2 separate regions of the Mus musculus genome follow, and region 1 is linked to region 2. Evidence: chromatin contacts called from ENCODE Hi-C data. All regions are on one chromosome and are shown on one strand. The core of a region is the stretch at or near the end of the contact, and the rest is flanking DNA. Distances in the headings are between cores, read along the strand shown.

Region 1 (3,409 bases), core at 665-3,164, 690 kb before region 2:
CCCCTCAGCACCTATGGCACTTTGGAGCTGTCAGGCTGACCAACTCAGCTACAATCCAGGCCAGATCCAGTGCTTTGAGTTGGTTTACCTCAACATCTACCCCATTGATGAGCTGTTGGCGCTCAGGAACAAGCTGGTCCTCTAGATCCAAAGATGCAAGACCTCCACAGCAAAGGGCAACAACCGGATATCCAAGAAGATCCAGTATTGATAGTATAGCAGGAGACAGAGGACTCAAACCAGACCAACTCATAGCAATGAACATTTGCAAGGAAAGCTGTTCGGCCAAGAGGGTATATATACTACATGACACACTGAAGTTTTCAGGGTGAGATTTTGTTTTGTTTTCTTTTGTGAGGGGAAGGTTGCAAGGGCAGAGGGTGGAGGGTGGATATGGAGGGATGAGGAGATGAGCTGTTGAAGTGCATGGTATGAAACTCCCAAAGAATCAATAAAACGCTAAAATAAAGTTGTAAATCAGCAACTGGTGGAGTAATAGCAGACATGTGGGTGACCTGCGGAATTTGGAGACATGGGCTTCTATTACACTTGGAAGAGTAATTATCACAATTAGACAAACAGGAAGAGTCCAGCAGATCCCTGGCATCCTTCTGAACCGTTTGAGTTAAGTACTGTCAATGAGATTTCTGTTTGCTTTATTTCATTTTTGAGAGGAAGTCTCACTACGCTGCCTAACTAAGCTGTCCTCAAACTCAACGTCCACCAGCCTCGGCTTCTCAGGAGCTGGGATTACAGGCAGGAACTATCACACTCAGTTTAGCAGAGAGGAACTTGAACGGTTTCAAGGTAGATACATAAATATTCTGTGAGTTTCTACTGTAACCACCTTACTTGAAAACTAATCCCTTAGCGTCTGATTCCGAAATGCATCTCTGATATTGGTTCTAGAAGCATATTTTATTCTGCTATCATGTTAATAAAGTGCTACCCAGGTGAGTACTGAACTACAGCCTAAAAGCACATGAGAGGCGCTCATGTAGCTCGCAGGCTTCAAACTTAGGTAGTTGATAACTTTTAACTCCGGATCCTCCTTCCTCCACCTCCCAAGTGCTGGGATGCCTGCGCCACCACCTCTAGAAAATTTCTATTTTACAGACACTCATAGACTTAGCTAGGCTCAAGGCTAATTATTCAGAGTCCTCTAAGTTGCGTTCTATCCTTGCAGTGCCCCAACCCACATAGATAATCTTTCAGACTTTATCCTTCCCCTTATACTGTTAGTAAACTGCATCTTCTTAAAGTTCCCCGCAAACAAGATAGAGTCGCAGGCAAGTGCATAATCTCCCATCACCAGTGACTAAATAAGGAGACAACCACTTAACACGTGATAACTTTCACTGCGTAAAAAAATGTGTGGGCGGAGGACTCTTCCCCGAGGGGAAATTCTGAAAACTTTAAAGCGGCCCCGTGGTGTCGCGTGATTTCTCCTAACTACGCTCCGGTCTGCGTGCGTCCCCAGCCTTGGCTGGGCGCCTGGGCAACTCCGCGTGGTTCTTCCCCTCGGTTCGCAGCCTAGCTGGAGCCGGTCTAACCTGGGCACGCACACCCCAACGCCCGAAGTACGGTGGGCTGCCATCCCGGTTCCCACCACCCAGCTTCCGTGTCCAGTCAGCCCCGGCCGCCTAGGCGTCCGCCGGAAGGCGAGAAGGACGGACCGGAAGCGCAGGCGCGCTCTACTGCTTCCCAGCCCCCACCGCCCCGCGGCCGCTCCCGGGAAAGAACTCCCCGCCGCCTCCTTAACGCGCCTACCTGGAGCCGCACCGGCGGCCGGGAGCAGCTTCCACATGGGGCCGGCGTCTCAGAACCCCGCGACGTGCGACGCCAACCGCAGCTGCCCAGCCTGCGCGGTCACCGGGCTGCACCGGCGCGGGCTCCGGGACGTGCGCGTTCCCAGGACTCTGACAAGTTCTTCGGAAAGGCGGGAACCGGCCAGAGCGCGCCGCTGACGGGGGCGCCACCTAGTGCTGAAGATGCAGCAGTGCAGCGCGGAAAGCGTCCTGGCAGGAATGTGATGGACCGAACTGGACGCTTTAATCAATGAACTGTGATGTTTAAAAAGCTCGGAAGTAATGTGGATTTTAAACTAGATGTATCAAAGTGCTGTTGAGTGTATTATTTTCTGTATTTTCAAAAGTTACATCATGTGTAGTATCAGTCAAGATGAAGATTTCATGTCAAAATATGTTTAATCTTTTCCACTGTATCCTGAGTGTATTATACCAGAACCATGTTTACATCTTTATACAATGTCAGGATTTACTGAATAACAATAAGTCCACAAGCTTTTTGCCAAGTAGTCCCAATTTCCCTTAATAGTTGACCACTGGCAAACAGTTTTTTTTTAAAGATTTATTTATTTATTATATGTAAGTACACTGTAGCTGTCTTCAGACACTTAAGAAGAGGACATAACAGATGGTTATGAGCCACCATGTGGTTGCTGGGATTTGAACTCATGACCTCTGGAAGAGCTGTCAGTGCTCTTAACCGCTGAGCCATCCATCTCCCCCCACTTTTAATTATGTATTTATTTTATGTATATGAGTACACTGTAGCTGTCTTCAGCCACACCAGAAGAGGGCATCGAATCCCATTACAGATGGTTGTGAGCCGCCATGTGGTTGCTGGGAATTGAACTCAGGACCTTTAGAAGAGCAGTTAATGCTCTTCACCACTGAGCCATTTCTCCAGCACTGACAAATGGGTTTTTTAATCCAGTTGTAATATTAATAAATCATACATTAAGGGTGTGTGTCCATTAAAGAATGACTTCAACTTCTGGGTGTGGTGATGCACACCTTTAATCCCAGCATTCGGAAGGCAGAGGCAGGTGAGTCTCTGAGTTCAAGGCCACCCTGGTCTACACAGAGAAATCCTATCCAAAAAAAAAAAAAAGAATGACTGCAATAGAGTTACAGAAACACAGCAAGAGACATCAAAGGATCTGGGAAGCTAAAGTATGGAGCTGAAACAGCTACAAGCAGAGTAGATGAGCTCTTACAGAGCATGAATGCATCATTGTTTTGATTGTCAGCACAGAAATCTTCCCACATAGTTGTAATTAACTGTTAGATTACATGTGATATATAGGAAAATGTAAGTGATATTTAAACAGTTGTCTGGTTCTATTGTTTAAAGAAAAATAATCTATACATGTTCTGCAGAAATACTTTTAAAATAGTATTTTTGGTCTGTGTTTGCTAGAATCTGGAAACACATAGAATCTAACACTTAGTGGACAATCAACCATTTACGCTAAGGGACCTCTTCCTTTATATGCAACATAGAGAGCTGAGCTTGAAAATTAAGCTTGCTGTTGTTTTGTTTTGTTGGGAGAGTCTCATTATGTAGCCATGGTTTGCCTGGAACTCTATGTAGACCAGGCTGA
Region 2 (3,597 bases), core at 801-3,300:
ACTATACATGCTCCTAATCCTCCATCATATTTCCAAGCCTTGGTACAGCTGATCTATTATAAGGCTGATCAAAGTTTATGTTCATATTTCACAACATGAAACAATAAAAGCTGAGAAAGGCTGAGGCCAAACTTACTGCTATCTCTCAATACATGCAGTTTCCTTTCAGTTGACGGGTGCATACCTGGGAATCTCAGGTATGAACTCTAATGTGCAATCACTGAATGTGGGAAACCCATTCAGTCTTTTTTCTGGAAAGTCAAAGCTGGGCATGGGGATTCATGTTTGTAATACAGCACTAAGGGAGGTTGAGGCAGGAGAATCACTGCCAGTCTAGGGTCAGCCTGAGCTACTCAGTGAGTTCTAGGATAGCCTGGGCTAGAAAACAAAACATAGTCGGATTAGGTTTCATAATTTGTCCTAAGGCCATAAAGTTCCCATCAAGTGGTTGCCACCTCACCAGCAATGATTTATACCTTTAACTCAGGTGCATCCTCGCTATAGAAGCCTACACAGAATAAACTAAACCTCTGACCATAAGTGCAAGAGTCTTTAGATAATGTGTGTAAGAAGAGCCGGTGCTCATTTTGTTTTTATGAACCACCCAGGTGACTTCAAATAGAGTTCTAAACAAAGATAAACAGGATTCTCAGCTTTTCCAAGACAGCAAACTACTTTTAAGAAGCTTACTACAAATTTAGGAAACTCCAAGAACTTGGGGTCTACTGCTGTCTCCTCCTCCACTGTTAAAAACAAAAGCGATCCATGCTCCAATATAACCAGAAACCTGAATCTGAACCCTGCTGCATTTATGCAGGGCAGAGAGAAAGCTGGGGAAGTCAAGTCACAAAGCTTTATGGCTCAAGAGCTACCAAAGTACTTTTTTTTTATCAAACTCATACACAAACACACGCACGGGGGGGGGGGGGGGGGATAGTTCTTTATCAGGTCTTCCAAGGGGCTGTGTTATATGAATTTGTAGTGTAATTTTTTTCAGGGTGCCATAAAAATGTCAATGACTCTTCTGTCATACAGAGCGCCTCCTAGGGTGGTCACAAGGCCTCTAAAAGACAAATTTGGAGAGAGCACGAGAAGGAGGGGCCAGGGGGACCCCACTTACCGAAAACACTGCATTCTGAAGCCCAAAAGGTATGGGAGTCAGCCGGGCCAGCGCCACCACCTTCAGGCCGCTTCCTCCCTCCACGACGCGGATAACGGCGCTCAGCTTGTCGCTGTTCTGGATCCTGGCAGCCACCCAGGCGGTGAGTAGCCGCTTGCAGACCACATGAGCGATAAAGGTGCCAATGAGGACGCCCACCACCATGAGCCCCATGCCTAGCACGAAGCCGTACAGGTAGCCGGCCGCCACATTAAGCACGATGTAGCCCCAACCGCAGGGGAAGGAGACCACGATGAAGCCCACGACGAAGAGCAGGACACCGAGCAGCGAGTCGAGGCTCTCCACCCAGAGCAGGAGGTGCTGCAGGTAGCGGCGGACCAGGGCCAGGGAAGCGAAGCACAGGGCGGCCAGCACGCACACCAGCACGAGGCTCCGGCACCAACAGGTGCTGCCGAGGCAGCAGCAGCGCCAGTTTCTCACCTCGGCCACCCCGACCACCACGCCGCCGCCGCTCCCGGGGCCGCCTGCCAACGCCCCGGCCGGCGCCGGCAAGTCCGAGGCCGCGGGCAGACCGTGGCGCTCCAGATAGGCGCCGAGCAGGGCGCCCGAGGCCGCCGCCGCAGCAGCAGCCGCCGCCGCGCTGGCCCCGCCCCCGCGGGGAAGGCGGTCCTCCGAGCGGTCCCCTCCCGCTGTCCGCTCCGGTGCCCAGCGGCCCGGCTGCTCCACGACTCCCGTCCGACCGGCGTGCTGCAAGGCCCGGGGCAGCGTGTGGGGCAGGCTCCCACCGGGGTTCCGCATGCCTCGGCCTCAGCCGGCCAGTGTCTCCACTCCCGCCGCGTCCCCCCGCCTGCGGCCTTCCATGGCACCCCGCACGCCAGGCCTCGGCTCCCTGCGTCCTCTCGCGGGGAGGGAACGGCCGGAGAAGGGCGGCAGCGGCGGTCGAGACGCGGTCCCGCCGGGAGTCGGTCGAGTCTGGACCCCGCGCCCGCAGAGCCCGCCCCCTTGGGCCCGAGGGGCGGGGCACGCGCAGAGGGGGCGGAGACATAGCTGGGTGGTCGGTCACGCCCCCGTGACGCCCGGCTGGTGCTGCGGATGAGTGGCGAGGTACCCGCGTCTCTCAGGCAACGGAGGCCTCGGCTGCCCGGGGCAGAAGAGTGAGGCGGAGGGAGGCCACGGGAAGCGGAAAGGGGACCCGGGGCTGCGCGCTCTCAGCTTCCACGGGCGCGCGCGTGCCTGCGTGTCAAAGACCCTTGGCCGCAGCTGCTGGGACTCTTGCCAAGTGCCTCTCTTTGGCTTCTGATTGACCTTTCCTGCAAACCAGCAGTGGGGTGTCGCTCTCCCCCAAAAGCTGTCTGGCGACTTTAGGGGAGGAGTTCTTATCTGTTCGTAGGAGGATAATTGTACCATCCCAGAGAGCAAAGTCTCCCAGTGGCTTCTAGATAACTCGGTTGTTTAGGAGCCCAGGGAATTGGTTGTGAAGAGCCACTCTTCAGAGAATGTGCCTTCTAGACCCTAGTCCTTTCCTGAATGCCAAGCACTGTGCTGCGTAGAGTGGAAAAGATTCCTCAAAAGACCTTTATAAAAAGGGTTGCTGTTACCAGCCCTTTCACGAGCTATGTATAGACTTATGACTGACCCAGTGCTAGGAGAGCAAGGTAAGGAATCAAAGATGTTAGCTAGAGTTCTTATCTGAGATAGTAGATAGAAGAAAGCCATTGACTTAAGGAAAATATTACAACTATGTACAAATGAAGTTGATGCATCAGAGTTGAGATGTCCATGATATCCACCCAAAAGTGGCATTCCAGTGGATGTTTGAAAATAGGAATATGGCGTTGACATGAATTATCACTCCTAGAAATTTTGACATTGATACACAGGCAACCGTTAAGACCATGGTTATGGATGACTGAATAGTAGTAGGTGTACTAAATATTCCCTGTATTCTCTACTCGGTCATAGTAGGCTGACTTCTATGTCCAGGCCTCGTGTTTGGGTCAGTCTCCACGATATATTCTGCCAAGTGACTTGTGACTAGCTTTTAGATGCTTTAGGAACCTTCCAAAATCCTTTCTCTCTTTGCCATTGTCAATTATTGGTGTTCCACAGAGTGAAGAGTAAGAATCCCAGTTACTTCTTGATGGAAGTATATAAATGAGTGAGAAGAAAAACCACGGACATGTGAGAGTTATATTATCAGGGCACTGTGATATCATCACTTCTGACTGGTGTGAATGAGAATAAGTCTGAGAAATTAAACCTTGAGGCATCAATATGCTACTTGGACCTTGTGAAGAGAATCCGAAAGACTGCCGAAATATTACTTAATATTTTATGATGATGATCATCATCATCATCTAGGCACTCCTATTTCCGTTTCTGCTCTGTCATTTACTCCCATACCGTACAGAAGCCTTGTGTTCGCTTCCAGTTCACATTGCAGACTAAAATCCAGATGCGGAGCCCTTAGCTCTGAG

Evidence for each region. Hi-C counts contacts between places; a loop is a spot of excess contacts on that map.
Region 1: a map of T-helper 17 cell shows a loop between it and region 2 (2.8-fold over the local background). The contact joins the promoter of Nbn here to the promoter of Tmem64 in region 2. A Hi-C loop is called at or near these places in 3 of 37 maps with a recorded cell type or tissue (T-helper 17 cell and regulatory T cell).

The regions. Positions count from the first base shown.
Region 1 is chr4:15,956,472-15,959,880 of GRCm38, reverse strand. Nbn (nibrin) reads right to left here and starts at 1,914. Exons shown (of 16, transcript NM_013752.3): 1 at 1,771-1,914. The coding sequence starts at 1,807.
Region 2 is chr4:15,264,273-15,267,869 of GRCm38, reverse strand. It overlaps Tmem64 (transmembrane protein 64), which reads right to left and starts at 2,050. Exons shown (of 3, transcript NM_181401.3): 1 at 1,121-2,050. The coding sequence starts at 1,918. It overlaps Gm51436 (a long non-coding RNA gene), which reads right to left and starts at 1,113. Exons shown (of 2, transcript XR_003955370.1): 1 at 1-1,113.